Linked DNA regions of Mus musculus: region 1 is linked to region 2. Evidence: chromatin loops called from intact Hi-C (ENCODE). Cell type or tissue: heart. All regions are shown on one strand. Links, peaks and the distances in the headings refer to the core of each region. The heading gives the core; the rest is flanking DNA.

Region 1 (15,110 bases), core at 3,445-11,444, 57 kb after region 2:
TGAAAGTGATGTCTAATTGAGTGGTAGACAAAGTGATGAATCAGAGAAAGATTTGACAGAATTCCCAACTCTCATGAGAACAGAGAGCAAAGAGGCAACATAAGAGAGGGCAGGGCAGAGAGAGGAGGAGGCAGTTTTACCAAGACAGGTTGCAGAGAGAGAGAGAACAAGCTAGACATAGGGAAAACAGAACAAACCAGAAAATGAGAAGGAGCCAGATTAGAACAGATTGCCAGAGTTAGTTTGAGGTCAAGCAGAGCAAAAAGTCAGAGGCTGAGACAGAAGCCAGATTGGATCAGTCAGTTTAGAGAGGAATTTTGAGTCAGAACAGCTGAGTTGAATCCGCTAGCCAGAGTTCAGAAAGAACTAGAAAGGGTGAGCTTATTCAGCAGTGTCAGAGGCTGAAAATGTTCTAGGCCTACAATAGATTGCATGGAGGCTAGAAGCTTCTGGGACTAGGCCTACCTCGGTGAGCAGACTGAGGCAGTGAGCCTCCGAGGTGACAGTTACATCAGGGGAACACGGGTCACTTCTACAATACACAGTTGTTTCACTAGCCCCACGTCTTCTGCCTTCATCCTTCCCCTTGGCAATTTCGTCTTTACGGTCTCTAAGGTGTTCAAGATGCCAACCATACAATGCTGGCTTCTTATACTTAAAATATTTACTTAAGTTTCCTTCATGTCCCTTTGTAGCTCATTTACACACTGAACATTATTCTGTTGTCTGGACACACAGTTTATCAATCCACTCAAGTTTTATCTTGCTTGCTTCTAAGTTTTGCAATTACAAAGAAAGTTTCTAGAGTTGCTTGCTCTTTGGCTCTTTTTCATAGAATTCATGCAGTGGTCTCACTGGACGCTATCTCTCAAGTGTGAAAGTAAGACTAATGATCCCCTTTTGCACAATCTCTTACAGATCACTTGGAACCACGGCTTCCTAGTGTTCCCAACAGATAGTAGCTGGCAGTGTGGTTTCACAGTGTCATAATCTTGATTTGTAATTCTGAAATCCAAAATTTCTAAAAATCATAGCACAAAGTGATAAAGACTAAATTGACGTGATATTATGTAGTGTCCCTGTGATCTAAATAACAAACTTGCTGTTGTTTAGTGACAGAAACATCCACGTTTCATTATGTCATGGTGTTCTAGATCCCCAGGAGAGTGTTACAGGATATGATCAGAATGCCCAGGCTTTGTTTCTCAAATCTGTTATATTCTGAGTCTTGAACATCGCACCTCATGGACTTCAGAAAAAATAAAGATAAGAACGACTTCCATTCGCTCTGACAGAGCTGCAAGTCCATCCTGTGCGTGCATCCAGGTCTAGGGATTACAGCTGATGGTGCAGATGAAGACGCTCTTCAACAGTTTTAGAAATAGACACAGGGGAAAATTTCCCAAGTTGAATGTTTTTTCTTTTTATGGCGGGGGCATTATTAAACACACAAGGGGAATAAATAGATAAATAGATAAATAAATAGATAGATAAATAAATGGGGGAAGAGAGGGAGGGAGGGAGAAAGAAGCCTATTTACCCATCAGTCTTAACCGCAGGGGGTGTGGAGAACCCACATTAACTTCTGTCCTTAGCAGCTCCTTGGCAATGGCAAATATTTCCTCTGCAGTAGAAATGGCGGCCGGAACGGTAGATGCACGAGTTTTTACTTCAAAATTCACGTTCTTCAGCTTAATGGTGACGGTTCTTCCCTACAACACAGGCAGCACATTGATATGGGAGGTCTCAGGACTTGTAGAAGAAGATAGTTTGCAGGTTAGAAAAGTTTAGGAAGCCTGTTTGTGCATAAGGATACAAAACTGTCATAATTAAAATCCATGTCTGAAAAACAGCATTTAGCATATAATTACCATTTCCCCCTCAATTAATTAAAACTACTTTTCAATGAAGGGCAAAGTTAACTAATCTCTTTTACCTTTACTGTCCATTTCTCTGGGGTAATTCTCTTTTGAAAGTCAGGGGGGGGTGAAGAGCTCACACTTCCTGCATGATGAGCACATGCCAGAGACACCTGTAAGGACCATCTCTATGGCGTCTATGGTGTCTTGAGGACGTAAGGTTTCAGTCGGGGAGGACTGATGACATTTGAGCATTTCCTTGGGTGTGTGTGGGAGTAACTGGCAGCTGTTGCACTTGAGGGTAAATTCAACTCCTGACTCATTTCCTGACTAAGACTCGGTAACTTCAGGCAGCAGCGAAACTCTCCCTTAACCAGGTAATGACGTGAGAGGAGAGGCTGGTAAGGCCACCTCACCTCTGTGCTATTCTTGCTACATACCTACAGCCTATGACATGGGACAAATGAGACAGTGGCACTCCACAGGGCACATGGCCAGTGGTTATCAAGACTGTCAGTTTTACCAAGAGGGAAAGGCTATCAAACTCGCAGAGCAACCTAGGGAGACAGGACACTAGTTAGTCACCATGTGGTTCCCTGAAGAGAACCCCGGAGAGAAATTAGTAGGAAGTTAAGAGCAAGACAAAGGCAGGCTGAAGCTTGGCAAATAGCAAGTGCTGGCATCACTTTCTAGGTTGACACACACCTATGGTGGTATGAAATGCTAACAGTCGCAGGAGCTGGTGAGAGGGATAATGGAAACAGTCCTATAAATCTGAAATGAATCTAAAATTAAAAGTGCATTAAAAAACTCAAAAAGAAACTATTTTATACTCAGGCTAGAGAAGAGTTTGAAGTAAAATTGCTCAAATGCCCCAATTTTCTGCAATAACTTCTGAATACGTTTGTATTACAGGGGACTGAGGGAATATTAAAGGTGGACTCTTCCTCGCAGTTGGGAGCATTTCAGGCTACTGTTCTCAGTGTGTTTAGCAACCAGGATTAGAGCCTTGAAATACAGCGCCTGTTCCAGAAGGTCACTGCCTCGGTGAGTGACGCCTTCAAGGATGACTGGAAAACCATTTATGATCAGAGGACACAGTTGTAGAACAAGCCTTCCCTTTGCCTTTGTCTCTCCTGCCACGTGACTCTAATGGAGAAGCAATGATCTAGCATGCTACTCTAATGTAGTAGCAATGATTTAGTGTGTGACTCTAATGTAGTAGCAATGATTTAGTGTATGACTCTAACGTAGTAGCAATGATTTAGTGTGTAGAAGCAATGATCCAGCATGTAACTCTAATGTAGAAGCAATGATCTAGCATGTGACTCTAATGTAGAAGCAATGATCTAGCATGTAACTCTAATGTAGAAGCAATGATCCAGCATGTGACTCTAATGTAGAAGCAATGATCCAGCATGTGACTCTAATGTAGAAGCAATGATCCAGCATGTAACTCTAATGTAGAAGCAATGATCCAGCATGTAACTCTAATGTAGAAGCAATGATCTAGCATGTAACTCTAATGTAGAAGCAATGATCTAGCATGTAACTCTAATGTAGAAGCAATGATCCAGCATGTGACTCTAATGTAGAAGCAATGATCCAGCATGTAACTCTAATGTAGAAGCAATGATCCAGCATGTGACTCTAATGTAGAAGCAATGATCCAGCATGTAACTCTAATGTAGAAGCAATGATCTAGCATGTAACTCTAATGTAGAAGCAATGATCTAGCATGTGACTCTAATGTAGAAGCAATGATCCAGCATGTGACTCTAATGTAGTGTTAAGGGTACAAAGCTGCCCTTCATCACCCTGGAGCCATTTCAATGTCACGAATTGCCCTTCCTGGAGTGACCTTGTCACAGATCTCACACACAGACGTCAGACTCTCTGTTTCTGATTGATGGGAGTAGGAATGTTCTATTGTGCTTGTCTCTAGCTTTAATAAATGTGTGTTCTCTTCACTTAGACTAGTATCATATAATAAAAAAAAATACAAAAACAAAAACAAAACCTAAAAACTAAAACCACCCCATGAAAACTCAGTACCTTAAGTCCTTCCTTCTGGAGGTCGTGGGCGAGCTCAGCGCACAGTTCTTGGCACAGGCTGTACTGTTCCTCTGTCTTACTTATCTCACTGAATGTCCTAGAGAAACAAGAAGGATGTTGGTGCACAATACGAAACTACAGCTGAATAATTTGGTAATGATAGAGTACATTCACATAGCCTAGCACTGTATTTTCTTTGGCATAAATTAAAGTTTTCAAATAACCTAACACACAGTCAAGTAAAAATATCTATATAAATGATCAAAAGCCATTTGCATAGGCACACTGATCAGCAAACCCCCCATTTTATGCTCTTTTTAAGACACGGTCTCCCTTTGTAGCCCTGGTTGGACTAGAATTTGCTGTATAGACCAAGCTGACCCTGAGTTCACAGAGATCAGCCTGTCCCTCCACAGGGCTAGGATTAAAGGTGTGCACCGTGTCCATGCCTTATTCATTTTAACTGCCACATTGGTGCTTTCTTTTTGTGTGCTCTTCCATATTGGAGAAGCCAGCTTCCTATACCTGATTGTGAACTGGGACCTCCCTCCCTAGCTCCATTCCAAACTTGACGCCCTAAAGCATTTTTGAAAATCCAAGGGGAGTTTTCAGAAAAGAAAAAAAAAAAAAAAGCCCCACAAAAAAACCAAAAAACCAAAACAATGAAACCTGGTAGTGGTTCTTACATGTCTTAATATAAAATTGATATTTTGAAGAAATAATTGAAGAACTTTTAAAGTATACACATTTCTCCCTAAACAAAGTTCCATTAAGATTTCATGTGACTCCAAACAAGATTCTAAGCCCCCAACACTGGATAATCTCTAAGCCAGTGGTTTTCAACCTATGGGTTGTAACCCCTTTGGAGGTTGACCGCCCCTTTCATGGGGGTTACTGAGAATCACTGGAAAATATAGATGCTTAAATTACAATTCATAACAGTAGCAAATTCACAGTTCTGAAGCATTAAGAAAAATAATTTAATGGTTAGGGTCACCACACCATGAGGAACTGTACTAAAGGTCGCAGCATCAGGAAGGCTGGGGCCAGGCTTTCCTCTGCCAATATTACCTCAGGTTCCATCCTTTATCGCAAACACTTGAGGAGGAAGATTTGGAGTGGGGCATTTTTTTGTTTAATTTGTCTTGTTATATCTGTTTGATGTCCTTAGATGGGGCCGGGTTTAAGAATGAAATTCCTTTGTTTTGTGCACACCATACCCATGGTGTTCCAATGACCAGTGTTTGACTGCAACTTGTCCCATAAAATGAGGGCTGAAGTTCCCACATGTGACACAGCATCTCAGCACCCAGGAAGTCTTGGGATTTGGAACACTTCAGACTTTAGAAATTTGGATGAGACATGCTCTCTACATGTAACTTAAAACCTCTGCTGAGATATTGGCCAATATCTGAAGTTCCTGCAACTCCCACTGTAAGGCCTTAGGATTGTCAGGTAAACATTTAATTGTTCTTATGAAGAAGATTAGGAATCCCAAAGTGTTTAGTTTTCACTAAACAGGAGTAACATCAGTATTAAAAAAAAACGTAAATGCTGGCCATGTTGCCCTACTGTGAGTATAGCAACCAAAGACAGCACGTTGAGCTTAGGTTTACCTCAGGAGCATAACTGCCAAAAGGTGCGCAGCTTTTGTACTGGAGTGATACTTTACTGAAAATGAACCTGAAACAGGTTAACTACACCAAGTCATCCATCATCAACTTTATTTTTATTACATAAAAGCACAAATATTACCTTTCAACACTCATGCTTTTCCTTTCTCCATCCCTTGAAATGAGAGAGAGAAAAAAGAGGTTTATTTCTATCTCAAAGAAAACTGAGTTACTTTTGGTGAATAAGAGAATTTAAGATACCTGTTTTAACTAACTAATTAGTTCATTTTATGTGTATGGCTGCTTTGCCTGTATGTATGTCTGTGCAGCATGTGTGTTCAGTGCTCACAGACAACAGAAGAGGGCGTTGTCTGAAACTGGAGCCACCACCTGTGAGCTACCATGTGGGTGTGCTAGGAATGGAAAACAAGTCCTCTGAAACAATGGCCAGTGATTTTACCTGCTCAGCTACCTCTCCAGCACATCCTCCCACCCCAACATTCTCTTTAAATACACACACACACACACACACACACACACACACACACACACACATATATTGTAAAACCCACTGAGGGTTTCTTTTAAACCTAAAAATGAAGCTGTCAGTATGACATAAATAGATAAGATACTAATCTGATTTCATGTTCATGGATCAAATCTATAGCTACTGTAGAAAACAAAATTAAAAATAGGTATATACCTTGCTTCTATTAAAGTCTGAATACCAAAATACACAACGTATGAAAATACACAAAATACACAACGTATGAAAATAGGAGGCAGCGGTGCCGCAGGCGTCGGCCACAGCAAACGAGTACTTCCTCCGTAAGTCAGCGTGCTTCGTGCGGGGGCTGGCACACCAACTCCTCTCCTCCAGGTCACTTGGGTCTCCTTCCGCATTTGGTATAGGATGATGACTGAGAATATAAGCCAACTACTTTGACTGAACTCGAGCTACTCTGATAGGGGCCACTGAACTAAAGAAACTGAAGCAACGTGTGCTTTATTCAGTGTCCAAATACTTAATGGATGCACCATGCCTAAACTGTCCCAGGGCAGAGAGAGAAGAATGAACAAAATATACCAGTGCTTGTTTTAAGACAGTTACATCCCAGTGGATATAAACAACGATAGATTAAACACAGGTCCTGAGGAGGTAGCTCAGGCATACGGAGCTTGCCTCATATGACCAAGGCCTTGGGTTTGAGTCCCAACAGTACAAAAACTAAAAATAAAACCAAACTAATCAAGTGGAAGAAAGAAGACCTAATGACAGTGTTCTGTAAAAATAACCCCAGTCCTATGGGAAGCCGAGGCAAGAGGGCCACAGGTTCAAGGCTAGCCCGGGCTAGATAGTAAGTTCAAAATCACCTGGTTAATTTAAGTGAGACTCTATTTCAAAATAATAAGTAAAGAGAGAGGGCATGTAGTTCAATGGTAGAGCACATGCCTAACACATGTGAAGTTCAATAAATCACAAGAACCAAAAAAAAAACCAAGTAAACAAACAAACAAACAAACAACAACAGCAACAAACAAACAAACAACAACAACAGCAACAAAAAGGCAGTGTGTTCAAAAGAAAGAATACCCAGCCTAAAAACCAAAGCAGCACAGGGCAACAGAGAACACAGGCTGGGGCGGGGCTGGGGCGGAGCCACAGGGCCTTGTGGATGAGCTGTACATTTTTCATCTGAAAGCCTTTCTGGCCTCTGTATACCACAGAATAACATCTGCTACATTACATCAAGCTAGATTTGCTTTTAAGTATAATGGGGGAAAAAAGATGACCCTATTTGGATTAAATAAGAAACCAGATCATTTACAGTGTTGTGATTTTATCTTCCATGATGTACACTTGAGATCAAAATCTTTTAGCTGTGACCTCAACAAAACAATGAGCACAGAGAGTTGAGAATGATACTGCCAGCTTTGCTGTCCTGCCTCCTCTCAGACTGACAGGGTCTCGATATGTTTGTAGCCTAGGCTAGCCTCTAATTCATTATCAGACCTTGAAGTTTTTTGAATTAATTTTATTCATATCCTCTTTGATTTTATTGCTGTCCTTTAATTTTAGCACTAGAATATAAAGGAAGCCAGGCATGCTGGTATATGTATCTTATTAATTCCATCATTTAGGCAGGAGTACTGTAACCGGATCTCTCTACACTCTCCCAGATAACCCAACATCATAAGGACTTTTGAAGGTTCACTCACAGGACAGATCATGATGAATGCACTGTCTAGATTTATTTTATGATTGCCATTCTTCTCCCTACCCCATCCCCACCCCTGTTTCTTTTTATTCAACCACAAGAAGCCCAAATGAGCAAGTGCGGAACTAAGTACAGGACTTTTATTTAGGTCCTTCCCCTAAGTCGTGGTGGACATGGTCACCACGGTTTGCACGGTCAGCTCCTTCTGACCTCCGATTCTGGATGACCTTGTTAACCTTGTTAACTGACCTCCAATGACCCCATTCATGGCCTCGCTCTGTCTTTCTTCATCTGTTTCTTTGGCCTTTTTCTCTCTCTCATACTGGTGTGTAGACTCCAGCCAGGCAGGACCTTGTCCAACCCACTGTTACTATTTTCACCAGGGTCAACAGAAGGCAAGCGCTCAGCACTCACTCACACTCCTGAGAACTAAATGGACCGCAGCGAGGGCCTTTAAAGAGTCACTAAACCTTACTTCAGGACTAAACTGGAATATAAGCCACCTGTCTTTTCAACAACCTGAACACCAACCTGTCTCTTACCGTCTGGCAACAGAACGAGACAGGCAGGGGACAGAAGTAACCATCATTCCTCTTGCCCATCTTCCTCACTGCTAAAGCCCATGCCTACGAGTGAGACATTATCTCCTTTTTCCCACAGGCAAGCTAATAACCTTAGCTAAGACAGAGGCTAAATTAAAGCAGTCAAAGTGAATTTAAAAATCATTTTGAAATCCCCTTTATCTCAAAGGTTCAAACTGACATTGGTAAATGATAATGGAAACAACAAAAGGCTGAATAACTCTGTACAGATACCTTGCCAGGTCTGTTGAACCTAGACCCAGCGCGATGTGAAGAAAATAATGCCAAGAGGTTTCAGAGAAAAGGAGAGACAGCAACGCTCTCTGTTGGTAGAGTTCTGTGCAAGTAACAATCCCGAGAGCCATTAACATTTTCTCTGTAACTTTTCCTATCCCAGAAACCTAGAAAAGAATCCATAGTTAGCAAAATTGAGTGCAGTATAGCACAGATGAGCAAATATTTATGATTTAGTGCTTGCATGTGTGCATGTCTGAAGGGGGATGTTGTTGGTGCTCAGGCTTGAACTCAGAGTCTTGAACACGCTACGGCATTCCCAGGGGAGAGACTGTATGTAATCTTCTGTCACTAACAAATGGTGTGAATGATAGTGTTTTCACATGTCATACAAGAAAACAGGTACTATTTTTGGTCACACAGCCTAATTTGATAGAATTTTTTTAAAGGCATTTTAAAAAAGACTTCTGTGGTCGTACAAATTTTTGGAAATAGTAGAGCAAACAAATAAAACTTTTTAGTATAATATTTATGTGTGCTCATATCAACAATCCAAGGGGATATAGGATTTTGTTTTTGACAAAATTAATCCAAAGTATGCCACCATCTCTAAAATGATAAAACTTTATATTTCTTAACATTTCAACTGTATACTACATGATAGTCTAGAACCTGTTCAAAATAACAGACAACATTGAATCTGTATAAGGTACCACTCAATGTTCAAGGAAAAGGCGATAGAAAAGACCACAGTATTAATGATTCCTGCATGCTATATACATACAGTAGTTTTTTTCTAAGGTATAAATAGGTGTTCCATTTTTTAAAGTTCTAGGTTCAAATATTGGGTGAATTAAAATATTGGTGATATTCTAAAATCTCATTTAAAAATCATTACTTATTCAGTAATAATTTAAAAATCCTTAATTACAAAAGTAAAGAAGACATAGGATACAAAAATTCTGAAGCTATAAATAATAAAATATGCCATTTCTGGAACCTAGTGTGAAAAATTTATCATTTTAGAGATGGTAAAGTACTTTGGTTCAATTCTGCCAAAACCGAAATTCTAACTCCCTTTGGAGTTCACACCCACTCATCCGGCAGCGACTGGACTGGAGGGTGAGACAGAAGAGGTAAGGCTGCAGGCGCTCCTGCAAGGGCTCCTTTATGTCCTCTCTCCTATGGAGGATGAACTAAAGTCTGCCACCTCTTGCTTACCCTCTGCTCTCCCGCAGCAGAGCTTCCTAAACACTGCTTTCAGGGTCTACAGGAAGTTTCAAGTGCACATCCAACCCCAAGCAAAGTGTTCACATGCTACCTATGGTTTCACAGCTCTTCAGCAACGACAGTTACGATCAGCCAGTGGTTCTCGACCTTCCTAATGGTGTGACCCTTTAAAACAGCTCCATATGCCGTGGTGAACCCCAAACATACGCTACTTTTATGACTCATAAATATGTGATATGCAGGCTATCTGTTCTGTGACTCCCAAAGGGGTTGAGAACCGCTGGGACTCTAGCTCCTCTGTAGAATTCGGAATATACACACAAATGATAGCCTTTCTACACGACTTTACCTTTCTAATAGGCAGGTCCTTGATGAAGTCCATCACCGCGCTCCTGCTGGGAAGGATCTGGTACTGTCCGTTTGGCTTATTCTTATCACTGCACACTTTTGCTAACATTGTATTGGGGGCGATGCCTTAAAAAGAAGAGCACTCCACTCACTCCAAAAAGCAGCTACACAGAGTTAATTATGTGACAAGGACATGCAAATGCTCGGGAATGACACTTAAACTGACAATCTCCCCAGGGCTTTTTGAGGTTTAGGGAAAGGGAATAGATTAGCTATGGCAGCAGGTGACTTGAGAAATAGTTCAACCCTCACATCTTAGAATCCAGGAGTAACTTCTGAACCAAGTAATATGAAGTATCATTACTTATGACTGTCCTAGGAATAAAGAATTATTTTAGCTGATTCTTATTTACTTCTCAGAAAAGGTCTAGAATATAGTTTATGGTAGATGCTTAATTTTTAAAGTTTTTCAAGTACTCTGACTTATATTAAAAGCAACAACAATATAAAACCTTTAATCTTTAATGCTACAAAACAAACGACCACACCTGATGTTTTACAGTTCTAGGAGTCTTATCAAGTCAATTTACAGCAGGTGGATCTAAATACATTCATTCATTAATAGCTTATTTTGGTTTTTATAGATATTTTCTTAAAGCTGATTATGCTTTGCAATAAAAAAAAACCACTAATCCAATCACACATGTCTTTAAGATCATGCAGAGGCTTTGTGACAAATGGTGCGACCATTATCAGCCCCTATGCTAAGACTCCCGAGATGCCCCTAGGGGTTGTGGATACACGTAAACTGGGGGACTCTGTTGGCTTTCTTTCCTTTTTAAAAGTTTTCTTTTTTCTTTTTTTTTCTTCTTCACCAGATGGTCTTAGGTTGCTACAAGTTGATCTTTTTCTTGGTTGAAGCGAGGGGAGGTTCACCAACCTGTATTTATGCTAGGCTGTCTCCTCCAAAGCCATCTAGGGCAAGTGCCAATCAAATATGCTGTGCAAATCCAACGAAAATATATTTTGCACTTAAGGATCACTATTCTAGACCTGTGATAGCTTTTGTGCTTGATTACAGCTTACCTGGAGGTTTAGCTGGCCTCAGTAGGTTCAAGTTACTAGCAGCCAAATCCAATGTCATCATCGCTGTACAATGAGCAACAGCTAGTGTTAATATCCCTTTAAATAAATACCTGCGCTGGCTGTCAGCGTTGTTTTTTGTTCAATTCTGAAGCGAATTTCCTTTACCACTTCCTCAGCTGATGTTCCAAAAACAACTGAATTTTGGGCTATTTGAGGATTGTTTTGTTCTTCAGAGTTCAGTTGGAAAGGACTTCCTTGGGGTTGCAAATCAGGAGGACTATCTTCAAAAAGCAGCGGGGAGATGGACCGCTCATACTCAGTCAGCTCGTTAGCTTCCTGTCTGGGTGTGTCTGGATCACAAACAGGAACGGCAAGGCAACTTCATTTTAAGGAACACACACGTCTTAAGCTAGGTTTCGCTCCATCTTTTCATTTTCTCAATGCTCCTCCTGCATGTCCCAATCCAATGTGCAATTACTTTTTTTCTCTCTCCCCCTCTTCTCACCTTTCTGTGTGTGCACACTTGTCTGTCGGTTGAGACAGTCTATTAGCCCACACTGGCCTCAGTCCACCATGGAGCCCACACTGGCCTCAGTCCACCATGGAGCCCACACTGGCCTCAGTCCACCATGGAGCCCACACTGGCCCACACTGGCCTTGAACTCCTGATGGTGGTTGCCCAGGCCTTGTACGCGTGGGATTACAGGCACCAGTGCCCACCTTCCCCTACCACTGAGAACAAGCAGTTCAGCTTTCTCCCTGGGAAACATGATAAGAAACGCTATCATTTATTTTTTTGTAGCTATTTAATAAAGACAATGCGGTCTGGCTTTCCTTAAAAAGAGCAGCATCCATTTCTTTAGTGTATGTTTTAAAGGAAATATTTTAGTTAAAACTCATTAACTTACAACATCTATTGTGTTTTATTTAAGAAAGGAAATATTTTTCACTTTATTTTTCTATAAGGACAAAAAGAACAAAAAGAACCTTCTTAAGTTAGATTAGGAATGAGGAGGAAAGGCATTAAACAGTAGGAATAATTACAACCAAAATTACACTTTGCTTTGGAAGAGGAAAAAAAAAAAACCTCCTTATTCATAGAAGAAACTTCAAAAATATTAAAATATTCTGAAATGTTTCTTTTCAAATGTTGATTCCACTTTTAACTTGTTTGTTAACAAAATATTACTTTCATTGAGCTTGCCTTTGCTATAAATGAAATTACTTCTGAAAGCAGAACTTTTTTTTAATTAGATATTTTCTTCATTTACATTTCAAATGCTATCCTCACAAGCCCCCTATACCCTCCCCCAACCCATCCACTACCGCTTCCTGGCCCTGGCATTCCTCTGTACTGGGGCATATGATCTTCGAAAGACCAAGGGGCCTCTTCTCCCATTGATGCCCAACTAGGCCATCCTCTGCTACATATGCACTAGAGACAAGAGCTCGGGGGAGGGGGGGTACTGGTTAGTTCATAATGTTGTTCCACCTATAGGGCTGCAGATCCCTTCAGCTCCTTGGGTACTTTCTCTAGCTCCTCCATTGGGGGCCCTGTGTTCCATCTAATAGCTGACTGTGAGCATCCACTTCTGTATTTGCAAGGTACTGGCATAGCCTCACAAGAGAGAGCTAAATCAGGGTCCTTTCAGCAAAATGAAAGCAGAACTTCTTTACATAAATTCTTAGAGTCTGATCCAACTAATGAAGGCCCAGATTTAAAGCAGAAAGTGTAATCATTAACACACTGGAGAGTGGTACTGTTAGGACGTAGAGGAGTTGGGCACACTGGTGTGTGCCTGGGATCCCAAGACCCAGTACATGGGAGGGTGAGACAGGAGGATGACAATACCAAAAATAGTCACATGAATAATTCCACTAAAAACTGTTCTCTAAGCTTAATATAAGATAAAAACAATTTAAATATATTTATAGGATTAACAACAGTTTTCTGATCCCATATCATAACACATATATTTCCCAAATCAAGGTAAATACAGAAGCAACAATTATATTCTTTTTTATTTTTTTTTAAAGCTAGGTTATCCTCACATTAACTATGCAGCCTGTCCAGGTTGGTCTTGAACACCAAATTCTATTGCTTCAGCCTTCAGAGTGCTGAGATTATAGGTATAGGAGCTTAATTTTCTTAAATTAAATTTCCAGACACAGTTGAAGGTATTTTCCTTGAAAAATGACCTTGGTCTTTAGAAAATGTTTAAAGAAGGCTGGGTGGTGGCACACATCTTTAAGCCCAACCCTGGGGAAGCAGAGGCAGTCAGGTTTCTGTGAGTTCCAGGACAGCCAGAGCTCTTTTTAAAAGGAAGAAAGAAAGAGAGAAAGAAAAGAGAGAAAGAAAGAAAGAAAGAAAGAAAGAAAGAAAGAATAAAGAAAGAGAAGGAAGGAAGTAAGGAAGGAAGGAAGAAAGAAAGAGAGAGAGGGAGAGAGAAAAATGTTTACAGATATGTAAATAATATAACAGTATACTTGATTAGTTGCAATCTTTAATTATGGTGTATGAGTTGCTTTACAGATAGAAACCTCAACTCTGAATCTGCAGGCCACACACAGTACAACCTGTTCTCACCACATCTGTGCTTCAGGCCATTTCCATGTTCACATTCTGATTTTTAAACTTTAGGGCAACTTGGGAGGAGTAAGAGGATGGGACAGCTGACATGAGGGCTACCCAGACGCCCTTTCTTCCAGTCGGCTGCACAGAAGTCAAGGTAAAGGGCTACAGACAGAATGCAGGCCAGTCTATCATCCTGACCCGGCTCCTGAGCCCCCTTCGGAGTTGTGTCTCGCCCTGGCGCCCTCTACTCCCGGAAGCCAAGATGCTGCCTCTGGTGCATCGTCAGAGCTGCTGCAGCAACACAGCATCTTTTCAACCCCAGCTGTACTTGACCTCTGTGTGGCCTGGCTGTGTAACCGGCTGCTGAATGAAACTCCTTCACACTCTCCCTGACTGAAGCAAGCAGAGCAACAGAGCCAGACTAGAGTGCTCCATGTGGACCGCAAGCACTCAAGTGCTAGCGTTCGAATCTCCAACACAGCACAACACTTGCCAGCTAGATTTGTATGGCAAAGCAGACATAAAACAATGCTTAATATTCTATTTGCAAATAAGGACAATAGTTCACTACCTATTTCTAGAGACAAAGAATCTTGAAAGATCCACCAATCACCTGCCCACTTGCAAACCCCGAAAATACAAGGTTTGCTGTTCGTAAGAATGCAGCCCATAGGGAATTATGTGTAAAAAACAAAAGTTAAATCATTTCATTTGCTTAAGAATATGAAACAGATGAAGTGAACACCGGGCAAATGAGCAACCTTGCTGTGACATCACCTCACCATCGCCAGCTTGGACACTGAAAGGAGCACTGGCAGAGAGGAAGTCACTCACCTTAAGCCTAAAGCAGTTTTTAAACACAAGGCAAGAGTAGCCATTGAGGGGGTGCTTAAAATCAATCAGTAATTTCCTCTCCACTGCTCTCAAAAACACTAAGAAACTAACAGAATAGGCTTTTACATTTTTACTTTTCTACTTTTTACCTCTCATGCCCAAACAATAAGGTTATGCCAAAAGGGCAAAGGTCTTTCTGCTGTTGTTCCAAGCTTCTGTGTTTAGAAGCTACTATTCTTTTTTTGATGTTTCCATCAAAGAAAAAAGAAAGACCTAGGAAATAAGATAATGAGGCTTTGATTTGGTGTCTGTATTAAACTTGTTGCAAACAAGGGGAGCTCCTAACCGTGTGAGTCTTAGAATTTGATGCTGCTGGGTGTGGTGGCGCAAGCCTTTAATCTCAGAGTTTGAGGCCAGCCTGGTCTACACAGTGAGTTTCAGGACAGGTAGGGCTCAAGGCTATGTAGGAAAACCCA
Region 2 (15,110 bases), core at 2,444-10,443:
AATGTTAACTTCCTTGCTTAACCCCTTGTGTCAAAATATGATTGGTCAAGGCAGCAGCTTACCCCATGCCCCTTGCTTTGTGTTTCCGTCCTATGAACACGTTGTACAACCTCCCTTCGGGGGCACAGTTCATTCAGATCCTGAACTGGCCACCTCCCTGGTGGCTCAGAAAATAAAGCTTTCATTTTAAACCTCTGTATCTGAAGTGAGCGTTCTCAGCTTCCACCCCAGCTAAACAATCTCAATCAAATTGAGGTGCAGGGCTGGAGAGATGGCTCAGTGGTTAAGAGCACTGATTGCTCTTCCAGAGGTCCTGAGTTCAATTCCCAGCAACCACATGGTGGCTCACAACCATCTGTAATGAGAGCTGATGCCCTCTTCTGGTGTGTATGAAGATAGCTACAGTGTACTTATATTTAATAAATGGATTAATTAATTAATTAATTAATTAAAATTAGTAAATCTTTAAAAAAATTGAGATGTAGGGCTAGGGAGCTGGCTTCAGTTAATAAGGTGCTTACCACGCAAGCCACAGTGTGAAAGACTTGGCCATGTAATCCAGGGCTGAGAAGACAGGCAAGAGGATCCCTGGGGCTTGCTGGTCAACCAGTCTAGCTAAATTGAAAGCTCTGGACTCAGTGAGAGATCCTGTTTCAAAGACATAAGATAGAAAGCAGTCCTGACGTTAACCACTGGCCTCCAGGCCTCCATGTGCTACACACACACACACACACACACACACACACACACTCACACTCATACATACACACTCTCACGCAAGCATACACAGATAGATAGATAGATAGATAGATAGATAGATAGATAGATAGATAGATAGATAGATAGATAGATAGACAATGTAAGTGTGTTCCTGCCTATGAAGATGCAGTTCATGCCCATCTCAGGAATTCTGATGTTCCTATTGTACATGGCAGCCAATAGCGAAATCTCCACTGACATCTCAAAAAACAGGGCAGCCAGGGTGACTACCTTGTCAGTGATTTTCAGGTTGCAGCCAGCCTTCAGCAGTGTCTCCACCAGCTCCACATTTCCAAGATCAGCAGCTACGTGCAGAGGGGTCTGCCGCCTCTGCCATGAGAGAAGTAAACTGTCATGGAAGCACATGCAGGAGAGAATGCCATACAGGTTTTGGGGGGAAAATGTGTAAAGTACATATCCTCATGTGGGGGCACAGGGGACAGTTGTTGCAGCAGAATTTAAAATATTGAAAGATGGGAGGAAGTCATGGTTAGGGGCTGGTGAGATGGCTCAGTGGCTAAGAGGACTGACTTCTTCCAAAGGTCCTGAGTTCAATTCCTAGCAACCACATGGTGGCTCACAACCATCTGTACAGCTACAGTGCACTCATAGACATAAAATAAATAAATAAATCTTTAAAAAAAGACAAGTTATGGTTAGGTCATGGGCAGCCCCAACATCCAGAAATGACCTCAAGCTGCACTGTGTGAGCATTTCTAGATAAAAGCCTGGGACTTGTGAGACAGGTACCCACTACCACAGGAGTCATTTCCCTCATCTCTGGCAGAAGGGACATATGGCTACCTGAGGCACCTATCCATCCACGTATCAAAGCCCACCTGGCCTCCAGGCTCCCTCAGTGTCGCAAGTACCTGTTACACAGGTCCTGGCCCTTCCCACTCCACACCCTCTTCCCCTCAGCTACTAACGCTCCTTAGAATCCGCATGATTCTCTCGCTCTCTTCCTCTACCCCACCCCCACCCCCACCCCCTTGTTCTCTCTGTGCTCTGTCCTCTGTTTCTGGCTATTCTCTGCTCTCTGGCTGTCCACTATTCTCCCCCAGCATGCTCTCGCACTCTCCCACAGATGGCCCTGGCCATGTCCAGTCTGTTTTCTTTTCTCTCTGCTCTAGATTCTTCCAGACGTTTCTGAATGTTCTCTCTCTCTCTCTCTCTCTCTCTCTCTCTCTCTCTCTCACACACACACACACACACACACACACAGACACACACATTCACAATACCCCCACTAATGAAGTGGTCACATCAGCACTTTCTTTACTATGCCCCACCTCATACAGTTAGTTACACGTTTGGTAATGAGACATTATATAAACTATATATAAGTATATAGGAATGCTTGGCAACTATTAAATCAAGTCAGGAGCTAGGTGTGGTCATGATCTGTAGTTCCAGCTGCACAGGAGACTGGGGCTGAAGGACTTATTGAGCCTAGGAGTTTGGGACCCATCTGAGAAGTGTAATGAGAGCTTGTCGCAAAAGGTTCCTTTCAGTGCAAGGTACCCAGAGCAGTCAAATTCATAGACAGGAAGGACGGCATTTCCCAGGGCTTAGGGACTGGGAAATGGGAAGTTCTGTGATGTCACAGAACTGTACACATAAAAATAGTTTAAATGGTAACTAATGTTATATGCATTTTACTATAATAAAGTGGCTTCAAAGATTTTGATAAAAGGAAAAACTATGACATAGTATTAAAAGCTTTAGGAGGGATCTGGAGAGATGGCTCAGCAGTTAAGAGCACTAGCTGATCTCCCAAAGGATCCCGGTTCAATTCCCAACACCCACAAGCTCACAACTGTAACTCCAGTTCCAGAGACCCCCACACCCTTGCACAGACAAACATGCAGGCAAAACACCCAACACACATAACATGAAAACAAATCAATTTTAAAAATAAGCTTTAGGAGACACTACATCTGGCTAAGCTTAATCTATAAACTCAGGGAAAACAAGAAAAAATACATTGATACTATTAAAAATTATATTAAAGATGGGGGAGACTAAAGTCTACTTTATTGCCGTTTTTCGCTCTTTCTCCCATTTTCTACATTATTATGTATTAAGAATTAAAAGACTGAGTTTCTTAGCGGAGTCGCCGCTTTCTATCAAGAAGATCAAAGTGTAACCTATGATCATCACCCCGACCTCCTACAGAAAGGAGTGATGTGACGACATCTGTACAGACAGGAGCTTTGATATGATCCAGACCCACTCCTTCACCAGGCAGAGAAGCCCCTTCCCTGGGTCAAGAGCTGCACAACAGCTTGAAGCGCGAGGTCTCTTCCTACCAAAAAAGGCAAAGCCACGCTGCCATCAGAAAGCATGTAGAAAAGGCCGCCAGCAGGTGGCAGTGTGTGCCTCTCTGAGGGCTCCTCACCCAGCACAGGAACCAACAAGCCTACAGAGAGGTAAACACACCAGCACAGGACACAGGCACAAGTGTGCTGTGTCAACAAAAGCATGCTTTGACAATACCACTCTAAGTCAAGAACACAGGAAACACCACAACAAAAGCCGCCCTTCTTCAGTGGGGTCAAATGAACATTTACTTTCTAAAAACCATTTTTGTATATCCTGATTTTATATACTTTATGCAAAAAAATATATAAATTCCATTATTTTGTATGTATATTACTGATGTAACAAAAGTTTGAATTGATATGGTCAAATTGTGTAACTGATTGGCAGGCATGGATCAAGAATGGATCAAGCCAGTTCTGGAGAAGCCAAAATCATACATGAACACAAGGCTTAGTCTGTGTAGAAAAGATTTGAATCATTACTAAGTTTGAATATGCAAATACTTTTAATAACCAGGGAGATAGGCTCCCAGCTTGTGGGCTGGTGCGACACAGAGAGGGAGGCTGTCTGGAGGAGGGAGGGACAGACTGCCTGTAAATCTCCTTGCCCAGGTCAAAAATTAACCAAGAGGCTGGAGCTGGAAAAAACCTGAAGGGATCCAGTTGTGCTGTTTCAACAGGTAAGGAAATGGCCATAGGGGAGGTTGGGACAGCAGTGCTCTTGCACAAGGCTTTCCCTAATCCAGAAGGCATAGGTGGGGATGGCCTGGAAAAGAGCGACTCAGAGGCTGCTTGTGGCTCCCCACCCCCAGCCCCCAAGGCTTCCCACTGCCTGCATCCCTGGAAGAGGCAGCTAGAAGAGGCTGCCCCAGAGGCAGAAACAGCCAACTGCCTACTGCTTGCTGCTCTGCCCGTTCATCTCCATTGGTGACAGGTGGCTTTTACAGGGTATTTGATTCTGTCCCAGTCCACTGACTACCTGGTGAACTTTTTGTTTGTTTGTTTAATTCTAAGAGGTCTCTTTTACCTTCTAGCATAGGAAGATACTTAATGTGGAAACAAAGCTTCCTTCTTATGGGGACCAGCTTCAGGCCAAGGACAACATTTCACATTGCAGGAGTGGCTTTTGATTTAAAGAACTTCTGGCAATTTGCTTTGTCATTGTTTATCAGAAGCCCTAACTATGCCTATTAAAAAGGAACAACTTTATTACATACACCCAGAATCCCAGCTTTGCCTCTGCAAAAAGCAGCAGTGTGGGGACAGCAGAGAGGTTACAGAACGAATGAAGAAGAGTCACATGTTCATCCCAAGAATGGTTTTAGGCACCTTGAACCTAAGAGAACTTCCTGCTGACACGTTGTGTTGAAACCTGGAAATTTCATGTTGAAACACAAGAGAACAGTGTGTCCAGCCTGCTTACCTGATCTAAGACATCAACATCATGCCGAGCACTTAGTAAGCTGTTCACGACTGCGGGGCGGTTGTTGATAACTGCTAGGTGAAGAGGGGGCTCCTTAGACTGCAGAAAGAAAAGCACCAAGCTTCAGCATTCAAATCCCTGATCTCTGAGAGTTACAACAGTCCACCCAGTGTCAGATCCACAGGAAGCCCTGACCAGTCACCACCATCTGCAGGCTGCCTGTCACTCTGGGCAGACACAACAAGCACCTACTAAGGGCCAGGCTCTTCAGGGCCTAAAGATTTATCTTTTTAACGAAGTGACACAGCTATTTAGTTTCAAAGTTTAAGTGATTTAGAGGAAACGTCAACGGTGCTGGGGTGGCATGTACGTCGAGGGAGGACCAACCCTTCTGGAAGCTAGAAAAGGCTTCCTTGAAGAAATGACAGCTGAGCTCAAACACAGATAAGGACGTGTTAAGAAGGCTCAACTGAGGACTTCTCGAAGCCTTCAGAGAGCCAAAGGACAAAAGGAGTGGCCACAGAGGAGGAAATGTATACACGGCATTTCCTGAACAGATGTGAGCTGCAGGAAGTTCCCTAGATCCATGGCAGGGCGGTGTCCCTGCTTACGTGGGCCTCGGGGCTCCTCTGCGGAGTCTACCCATGGTGGGCTGTGACTAGTCTCAACAGCCTGCTCCTTCATCCCCTCACCCCACCTGGACCTCCTGATCCCTCCCCCTTCTTCCCACCCTCCCCTCTCTATCTCAGACCATCAGACACAGTCCATCACCATACTCTGTCTCAAACGTCCCTGCCATCTCACCTCCACCCAGTCACACTGGCTTGTGGAGCTCTCTGGGAGGAAAGAAGGCAACTCAGGACTGAGGAAGAAGCAATGTACTAAGGGAGAGGGGCAAATGAGTAGGGGAGAGTCAGGAAGTTGAGGACGGGAGTAGGTAGGAGGGGCGAGCAGACAGGGGTGAGTGCTGGCCTGAGTTTCTGGGGACAGAGTAGAGAGGAAGGATGCATGTAAAGGAAGCTGGTTGGGATAGCCTACAGCTCCACTCCAGTGCAGAGACAACGTCCGTCGGGAATAAGCATCAAGCCCACTCCACGAAGCCTCATGTGGTACTAACTAAACACTCAGCACCCCACATTTACCCTGGGGGGGTGACACACACCTTTGATCCCAGTGCTTAGGAGACAGAGGTAGGCAAATCTCTAAGTTCAAGGCCACCCTCATCTTTAAGAGTTCCAGGACAGCCAGAGCTACACAGAGAAACCTTATCTTAAAACAAAACCAAAAACAAACAAGCATTAGGCTAAGCAGGTGAAGTAGCCCAGGCCTGCAATCCCCGCACTCTCAAGACAGAGAGAGGAGAGAAGATCTCAAGTGCCAGGCCAGTCAAGGCTCCATAGGGAATGTCAGGCTAGCTTAGACTACACAGTGAAACTCTGGCTCAAAACCAAGCAGAAAACAACAGAAGGTTAAATAAGTCATCCATGGGAACCCTAGGAGCTGGGCCTTATATCCCCGACTTTATACACAAACAGATCAGTAACTCTGTTAATAACAGGGAAGAGGCAAAGACAGGGCCTGAGCACAGACTTCCCAGTTCTCTCCATTTGCAGAATAGACTGGAGATGAGGGGCAGGAAAGGCTGTATGATATGGCTGAGTGAGAGGCCGTCTGGCAGGGAGCCAGGGGATAAGGAGGCACTGTGAGCATCTGTGGGGGTAACCTGAGAGCTAAGAAGCTGAGAAGCTCTGCTCTGCTTGGAAATCAGCTTCTCCCACCAAGCACAAAGCAAGAGCAAAGACACAGCATCCTTCATCTCCAAGGGGTCGGAGGTCTGGCCAGGGCCACCCGCCTTGCTGGGGCCCAGCTTCTCCCGGGGATGAAGAAACCTCCTTGGCCTGAGCTAGGTAAACACAGAGCCAATCCCTCTAAGTCCATGCTCTAAAAACTTATCAGGCATGGCTCAGGTCATATCCCTCCTTTCAAGTCGGTGCCATAAATAGAAATGGCTTGGCACAGCCAGAGGAAATAATATTCACAGAAGAGAGGAAAATAGAGTGGGAGATAGATAGAGGGATTTTTCTTGTCGGATTCCAGCACAGAGCGCCTGTGTTTGTTCTGCCAAAGTCAGTCGAAACTTCAGAAAAACCTCAGTCAGTAATAAGGGATTGACTTTGAAATAAACCACAAGATCATTCTGAGATGGGGCAATGGTCCATTTTCTTAACATCCCGAAGTGGCGGCAGCCGCAGAGGAAGCCGGAATTTCCCAGACAGATGAGATTTCTACAGGAGTCAAGGCACCTCCAGACACCTGAGACTTACTGCAGCCTATCTGACTCTTTTAAAAACAAAGATTTTGTTTTGTGCAGGGAAAATTTACCCCTTGGACTTTATTTCTCATGATTAAGATTAAAAACAAAAAAAGCCAATGTTCCCCCTAAAAGAAGCCTTTCCTTGTGAAATATCTCATCTCCAGCGTGTCTCTGCCTGGAGCACTTGAACATCCAGCCTTACAGCCCGCCCCCCCCCCCCCCCCCCCCGCACCCAATCCCGTATTGACTGGACTCACTTCCTTCTGCTGCTGCAAATCAGCATTCTCACCGAGAAGAAAGTTGACAAGGGCTGTGTGGCCGTTCCGGGTCGCTGTCTGCAAGGCACTGACATTGAGCTGCAGTGAACAGATGGGGGAGGGGAGGGGATCCCGTTACTGTCCGCATGCGGTTGGTGATTTGGTACAATTATTTAAAGAAAGGAATCCAACGTATTTCTGATCAAGCTAAAGCCTATCATTTTGAAGTGTCCTCTATTGCCATGTGATACGGCCTGACTGGGTCTCCAAAACTCCTCATCCTGATGTGATGAGAGGTGGAGGAGAAACCACTGTGGGCGATCTGCCCCTCTTTAAGCCATGGGAAGACCCAACAAATGGCTTCCAGGAAAGCTGGTGAAGTGTCCTCACCAGTCCCTGACCCTGCTAGTACCCAGGCTGTTTCCAGTCTCCAACTAGGAGAAATAAATGCTTGCTGCTTAAATCACCCAGCTTTGCCGTTTGTGGTTGTTGTTCGTCGTCGTCGTCATTACCACAGGAGCCTAACCTAAGACACTGAGACACTATGACTCAGGTACAGGTGAGTTACATCCCTGCTTCCAGACTCAAGTTTACCACTGTGGTCCCCAGCAAATCCTTTCCTTGAGTTAAAATAGGTGAGTGGCATTGGCCTAAAAAGAAAACAAAAACAAACAAACAAAAAACAAAACCCACAAATGCCCTCAGTGGTATCTGGCTCCTGCCTTTGTTCCAGGCTCTCCCAGGAATGGCTTCAAGGCTTGGCAGGAATTCCACCTATGCAAGGCATTGCTTTTTGGTCCTTTTGCCCGACTCCTTTTGTAACTCTCAGTCACTCCTACTGCCCCTTGCCACTCTCTGGGGCCTACGCATCTTCACTTAGTGCCTGAGCTAAGTGGCACTCAGCTCAAAACTGTGCTCTGCTCTTGGTTAGCCTCCAGTCAGCCTCCAAGCAGCCTACCGTGAGAACTGACAACAATACAAGCCAATGCATTAGTAACTGCTGATTATAAGGTTGCCATAAAATATAGCCAGGTCCTCCAAATAAGGACATTTTTTGAGAACTGCGTCCCCCAAGTGGCTAAGTTAGTATCCCCTGGCCTACTTAACATTCCTCTATCAACAGCTAGGACTCATTTCTTTATTCCCTTGAATCTAGGTGGACTTGCAACTGCTTTGACCAGTGGATATGGCAGAGATGATAAGGAGTCAGTTCCAGGCAGGGCCCCTTGCTAGCCTAGCAGCTTCCACCCCCTTCCTCTCTTGCTTCTGATTCTTGTTTTACTTCCTCTTGGGGCCAGCTGCCAAGCTACCCAAGGGCAACCCTTACATAGAGGCCAGATAGCTGGCAACAACTTCCAAGGAAGTAAATGAGCCATCTTGGATATCTAGTTCAAATAAAACTTTACATGACCAAAAACCCTACTCAAACTCTGACTATAATCATGTAAACACGCGTAAAGAAGGATTATTACAGATGAGCCTAGTCAACCCACTGTGAAAGTTTTCAGAATCAAAATAGACTTCCTTTTTTGATCAGTCCAAATAAATGAATAGATTTATGAATACCAGGAGGTTCTAAAAGAGAGGTCTGGTGTACATATAACTATTGACAAGCATTGCCCTAGTTACTTTCCACTGCTGTGACAAGACACGATTACCAAGGCAACTCATAGAAGAGTTTATTGGCTTAGGTGAGTCCCTGACCATCACATCAGAGAGCACGGCAGCAGGTAGGCAGACATAGCATTGGAGCAGTAGCTGAGAGCTTATGTGTTGATGCAACAACCACGTGGCAGAAAGAGATAACTGGGAAAGGTATGGGCTTTTACACCTCTTACAACAAGCCACACCTCCCAATCCTTCCCAAACAGTTCCACCAGCTGGGGACTAAATATTGAAACCTATAAACCTACTGGGAAAAAAATAATCCTAGAAGTTGGAAAAAAAATGGCTCAACTCTTGAGAGCATGTTCTGCCCATGCAGAGGATTTGAGTTTGGTGCCCTGCATCTACGCAGGTGGTTCACAATGCCTGTAAGTCCAGCTCCAGAAACCAGACATCCTCCTTTGGCATCCGTGTGCAACTGCACTCACATGTGCATACCTTGTCAAACGTGCACACATATACATGCCTATAAATGTTAAAAAAATAAATCTTAAAAATATATCTGGACATCTGCCTAGCAACTTCCTGTTTAATCGTGGACCCAAGACTCACGCTATTGATCCAGATGGTTAACAATTTTATTTCAAATGCCTCAAGTAAACCTTTTCAGTCTTGACCTTTAGAATGTCCCTTGGCTACAATGTCCTTGAACAAGCTTATAGGTTACACACATTTCCCACTACAACATTACACTGTCCATAAACTTAATCCTTAGAGACTCTTTTGTATGCTGAGATTGACACACCATGGGAGATAATACCACACTGGTGCTTTATGCCACAGAGCTTTGCTTGTTTGTTGTGAAAGCAACAGGTAGCTGAACAGAGGGTAATGGGAGTGGCCGACTGAAAGCTAGCTGGAGCTGATGCTATACACTGTGTGACCTGGCTTAGAAGGCTTATAAGTACAAGCCTGTTTATCTCCACCTGTAAATACAGTGTAGCCACCTATATTTGTTTTCTTTATGGCTACAGGTTGCTGCCACAAATTTAGTGTCTTAAAAACAAACTTGGACCCAGCCCCCCTACACATTTGCAGCAAATGTGGAGCTTGGTCTGATGGGGGCAATGGGGGGGGGAGGGATTTGTAAGGTGGAACTGGGAGGAGAGAAGGGAGGGAGGCTATGATCAGGATGTAAAGTGAATTTTTAAAAGGAAATAAATATTTTAAAAGATTAGTTATTAAAGTTAATTGGTGAATCATTAAAAAATGTTTTTAAAGTCAGGAAGTCTGATGTGGGTCTCACTGAGCCAAGTTCTATTCTGAAGGCTGCTGGGAGAACTGGTTTACAAATGCCTAAATACATTGGCTTATGCCCCCTTCTTGCCATCTTTAAAATTCAGTGGTATATAGTTGGCCCTTCCTGCATCTCTCCTCACTTTAACAGACTCTTAAGATCACATAACCCAGAATAATCTCATAGGAATGAGCCGGTTTTTGCCATATAACCACTATTTTACTAAGTATAATAAATAAATATATATTTATTGGACTAAGATATGGGTATCTCTGAGCATGAATTCCCATTCTTTCTATAGTACCCTCCTACCTCTTTCCTTTAAGCCACAGTAATGCTGGAGAGATAAATAGCACTTTATTCATTCCACAAACATGACTGAGCACTCGTTATGTGACACACTGTGTCAGGAGGATACGTTTGTAAGCATCTCTATTAGATGCCTGATACTAGATTCCAGTATGGCAGACAACAAATTGATCCATGGCCTGGTGGACTGGTAGTTGGTCTATCAGTAGCTTTAGAGTAAACTCTAATGGACAGATTCTTGGTTAGAAGAATAACACTGGCTGCTTGTTGTCAGCTACCATGTAAACTTAAAAGAGCCAACTGGAGCCAGGCATGGTGGCAGACACCTTTCATCCCAGCATTGGGAGGCAGAGGTAGGATTGGATCTCTGTGAGTTCTAGGCCAGCCTGGTCTACAGACCTAATTCCAAGACAGATAGGGTTACACAGAGAAATCCCAACTCAAAAAGCAAACAAACAAACAACAAAACAAAACAAAACAAACAAAAAAAGCTGACCAGACAGCTATTTTGTATTGAATAACCAAGAATAATTTTGGGGTAAGGTGGCATATAGACTGAGATCAGAATGACAGAAGTGGCCCTGGGAAGGTCTGAGGCCACCGATTTAGGTTTCTGACTTAAGAAACTAATGTCTGAAAAACTCAAAGCCAGTGTCCTATGGTAGAAACTGTAGGGTTTTGTAACCTTCTACCCACTCATACAGGTACCGCGTGTACATGGCCTATGTGTCTTACATACAGGCACAATGTACATGTCGTATGCACTTTACAAGAAGTAAAGAGACATGTGCAACTATTTTATTTCCTGTGTTTGGGTGTTTTGTCTACACCTGTATAGTGTGTTTATTCCTGGTCCCCATGGAGACCAGATCCCCTGGAACTGAAGTTACAGACAGTTTTGAGCCACTCTGTGGGTGCTGAGAATCAAACCCCAGTCCTCTGGAAAAGCAGCCAGTGTTCTCAACTTCTGAGCCATCTCTCCAGCCCCTAGAAATCTGTGAAACTTAAGAAAAAAAATAATAATCACTAGTTTCAAGGTACCAAAAGAAAGCCACAAATTGAAGTGAATAAATATTTAATTGACACGTTCCTACTTCATTGATTGTTAAATGCAGTATCATAAAATATTCATTACATTTGTCAATGACTTACAGTTTTCCTTTTTTTTAAACCTCCTGAAAATTTCCAAGTATATACACAGTGTTCTAAGAAATCAATCATGTAAAAATTAGATGAAGTTTACTGCAGCCAAATGATTGAAAATAAAAATAAAAATAAAAAAATCCACTTAGAGTAATCGTGGTAATATATTTTAGAAGTGTAGGGGTATTTAAATACATTTAATAAGATATGACATAAGGCTTCCAGAGGTTTGAGTTTTTAAGGTCTACAAAAATCCTTCTGGGGCCTGTGGCACCTGACATGCTGAAGAGAGCCTATCACACACACTGGGCAGACTCTCCATCTAGTACAAGTGGAGGAAGGCTGCTTACAGCCAAATCCATGATCTTACTCCGCTTATCTCCTTAGAAATGACTTAGCTGTGTACCGTCACACCTTAGTGACAGAGAGGCACAAGAGAACACAGAAGCCACTCTCTAGAGGCCGGAGGTTGGTGTCAGCAAGGTAAAGGCATTTGTATGACTGAAGGCATCTCTATAGGTGTCAAAGCAAAGTTAAGTCCAAGCTACCTTTGACTGTGTGCGCTGCTGTTGCTGACTTCTTACTCCACACTGGTTATTCACCAGGAGTCTTCTCCAGGATAAATGGGAACAGCTCTGGACTATAATGGGTACTTCGATTGTTTATCTAGGAACTGTGCTAATGAACAAAGACTTCAAAAGGCATGCCACACCCATTCTGAATCTTTGCCTGGAGATCAGGATGTAAGCCTAGCTACTGTTCCCGCGCCATACCTGCCCGCTGCCATGCTTCCCACCATGATGGCCATGGACTCACCCTCTGGAACTATAAGCCAGTCCCCATTAAAAAAAATTTTTTTAAACTGCCTTGTTCACAGTGTTTCTTCACAGCAATAGGACAGTAACTGAGACTTGAACGTTTCAAAGTTTGTTAACACCATGATTAAATACAAAAGTATTCTATATTTGGAGGCAGACAGCATCCCACATTCTTTAGGCCCAAGATGACCCAGGGAGCTTTCACACAGCAAACTTTCTTCTTTAGTATTTGCTATCAACAAGTGAGAATGTCATCTTGCTGTGAAGGGTCCTTGATCCCTCTCCTCTGTCTCATTTTCAGCCTTCCCCAAATGAATTGGAAAAAATGGCATTGCTTCTGAAGAGTCATTAATAGAGAGTATCTGTGTAAACATTAATTCTTATACAAAAGAAGGTATACTAAAATTTTGATTCTACAAAACCCCAGCAAACCACCAATTAAGGACAAGAGTTCCAAAGAATATTCTAAGCCATTCTCCCACTGTATGGTTGACCACAGCCCAGATTCCTACTTTGTTTGGAATGTTGACATCACTTCCTCCTGCCAGGAGCACGCGACTGCATTCTTCATGACCTCCCACAACAGCCAACAGGAATGGGGTTTCTCCATTCTGACAAAAAGAAATGGAAGTTAAACATGAAACTCAAGAACGAAGACCAAAGTGTGGACACTTTGCCCCTTCTTAGAATTGGGAACAAAACATCCATAGAAGGAGTTACAGAGACAAAGTTTGGAGCTGAGATGAAAGGATGAACCATCTAGAGACTGCCATACCCAGGGATCCATCCTATAATCAGCCTCCAAATGCAGACACCATTGCATACACCAGCAAGATTTTGCTGAAAGGACCCTGATATAGCTACCTCTTGTGAGACTATGCCGGGGCCTGGCAAACACAGAAGTGGATGCTCACAGTCAGCTATTGAATGGAACACAGGGCCCCCAATGGAGGAGCTAGAGAAAGTACCCTAGGAGCTAAAGGGGTCTGCAACCCTATAGGTGGAACAACAATATGAACTAACCAGTACCCCTAGAGCTCCTGTCTCTAGCTGCATATGTAGCAGAAGATGGCCTAGTCAGCCATCATTGGGAAGAGAGGCCCCTTGGTCTTGCAAACTTTATAGGCCCCAGTACAGGGGAACACCAGGGCCAAGAAGTGGGAGTAGGTGGGTAGGCGAGTGGGGGGTGGGGATATGGGGGACTTTTGGGATAGCATTTGAAATGTAAATGAAGAAAATACCTAATAAAAAATTGAAAAAAAAGAAATTGTGGAAATGATAAAATTCTGTTGTGACACAACCAATTCTGTGCAATTCAGGTTTTATTTTTGAATATTTGTCCATCTGAATAAATGATATTGAAAGCTGTTGCTTTTGATACTCTGAGAGTGAATGTGTCTTTGTAACTTATACAGAGTATATCTGAGTATATTCATTATAAGCAAACAAAATATTTTGAGAAAGCAATGTTTCATTGTCAATTCATTCTCAGTTAAGGAAAAAAAAAGAAATGGAAGTTAAAATTAATTTCCCCTTGGCATGGAATAAAAAATACATTGAGAAACAGCATGCTTCCGATATCTTTTATGCATGATTCTTTTTGTTGTTCCTGTTAGCACTATTTAGCATTTATGTACCAACATATACTGCCAAGACTTTGGTACAGTCAAATAATGTGATAATATAGAAGGGCAGGATTCATGTTATCCTTGTTTTGTAGACAAGAAAACCAAATAGCTGGTGACCAGAGCCTTTCATCATCTACTGTCTTAGCCTTTAGCCTTCTCAGCCAGCTAGCCTTTCTGTCCTCCTGACCAAGTCAGTCCCCAGCCTCACCATGTCTTTTATGCAGGTGTGTGTGTGTGTGTGTGTGTGTGTGTGTGTGTGTGTGTTGACACAGACACACCAGAAGAATAAACACAACAACAACAACAGCAACAAAAGCCAACTCTCTCTGCCAAAGTCCATTGGAATGGCAAAACTGAGATAGAATATCACCTCCTATGTGAAGGCTTTGGTTTCTGATATAGATTTACATGGCACACTGGATATATATAGTTATGATTGAATGTAGCCCAATATTTTATGTTCCCCCACCACCACCATGTCTTTCTTGTCCTTTAGCGTAAAAATACATATTTAATCTGAAGACAAATGGCCTTTTCTTGTTTTTTAATTGAAAAGAAATGTTTATTTGTGCAATATATTCTGATTACAGGTTCTCATCCCTCAACTCTTCCCAGATATTCCTGTCTCCCAACTCACCCATGCCCTTTTTTCTCTCTCTTCAGAACCAACCAAAGAAACAAAATCAAAGAAACACACATATAAACAAACCTCATAAAACTACAAAATCTGAAACCATAATATACAAGCAAAAACCAGACCAAAAAAATATTCAAACAAAGCCACATGAGACCAAAAAGAGAGAGAGAGAGAGAGAGATATCTATTGCAGGATATTTGATCACACTGTGAAAACAGAGATTGTGTTGTTTACTGGAAAAACCTGTTTCTAGTCGTGGTGTGGCTCAGCCCTAGCACACACCTTTAATCCAAGAGCTTTCTGTGTGTTGTAAACAGGATTAAAGAAAGTCAACCATAGGTCAAGAAGTGGAGCAAGTAACCAGTTGCTTTCTCCAGGGGCTTCCTCTGCCTCTCCTAGCTAGCAGCCTTTCACCCCCTGGCTCTTAAGTAGTCTTTGGTAAAATTGAATGATTGAGATTTTGTTTAAAAAACAAAAAACAAAACAGAACAGAACAAAACAAAACAAAGCCAGAGCTATTTTGTGTTGGCCAGCTACTATTAAGTGTGGGATCTACCCTTAAGTATGGTTTTGTATCCAGTGAGACTCCATTAGAG

What was found. Peaks named below come from ENCODE experiments on the same cell type or tissue, not always from the same donor. Only the 100,000 strongest peaks of a DNase experiment are listed, where the experiment ranks them.
Region 1: a loop joins it to region 2, with 2.1 times the contacts of the local background. A loop is called at or near these places in 5 of 42 quality-filtered maps.

Annotation. Positions count from the first base shown.
Region 1 is chr13:96,485,268-96,500,377 of GRCm38, forward strand. It overlaps Polk (polymerase (DNA directed), kappa), which reads right to left. Exons shown (of 15, transcript NM_012048.3): 7 at 11,336-11,575; 8 at 10,141-10,265; 9 at 8,562-8,728; 10 at 5,670-5,702; 11 at 3,915-4,011; 12 at 1,541-1,712. Among named protein-coding and RNA genes, the nearest start is that of Ankdd1b, 22 kb to the left of the region's middle. In heart, for the core only: no CTCF peak of the experiment used is centred there; no DNase peak of the experiment used is centred there.
Region 2 is chr13:96,428,796-96,443,905 of GRCm38, forward strand. It overlaps Ankdd1b (ankyrin repeat and death domain containing 1B), which reads right to left. Exons shown (of 15, transcript NM_001369169.1): 8 at 12,762-12,860; 9 at 7,078-7,176; 10 at 4,507-4,605; 11 at 991-1,089. Among named protein-coding and RNA genes, the nearest start is that of Ankdd1b, 35 kb to the right of the region's middle. In heart, for the core only: no CTCF peak of the experiment used is centred there; DNase peaks (open chromatin) are centred at 3,136, 5,196, 6,376 and 7,146; H3K4me3 peaks cover 1,056 bases; H3K27ac peaks cover 3,768 bases.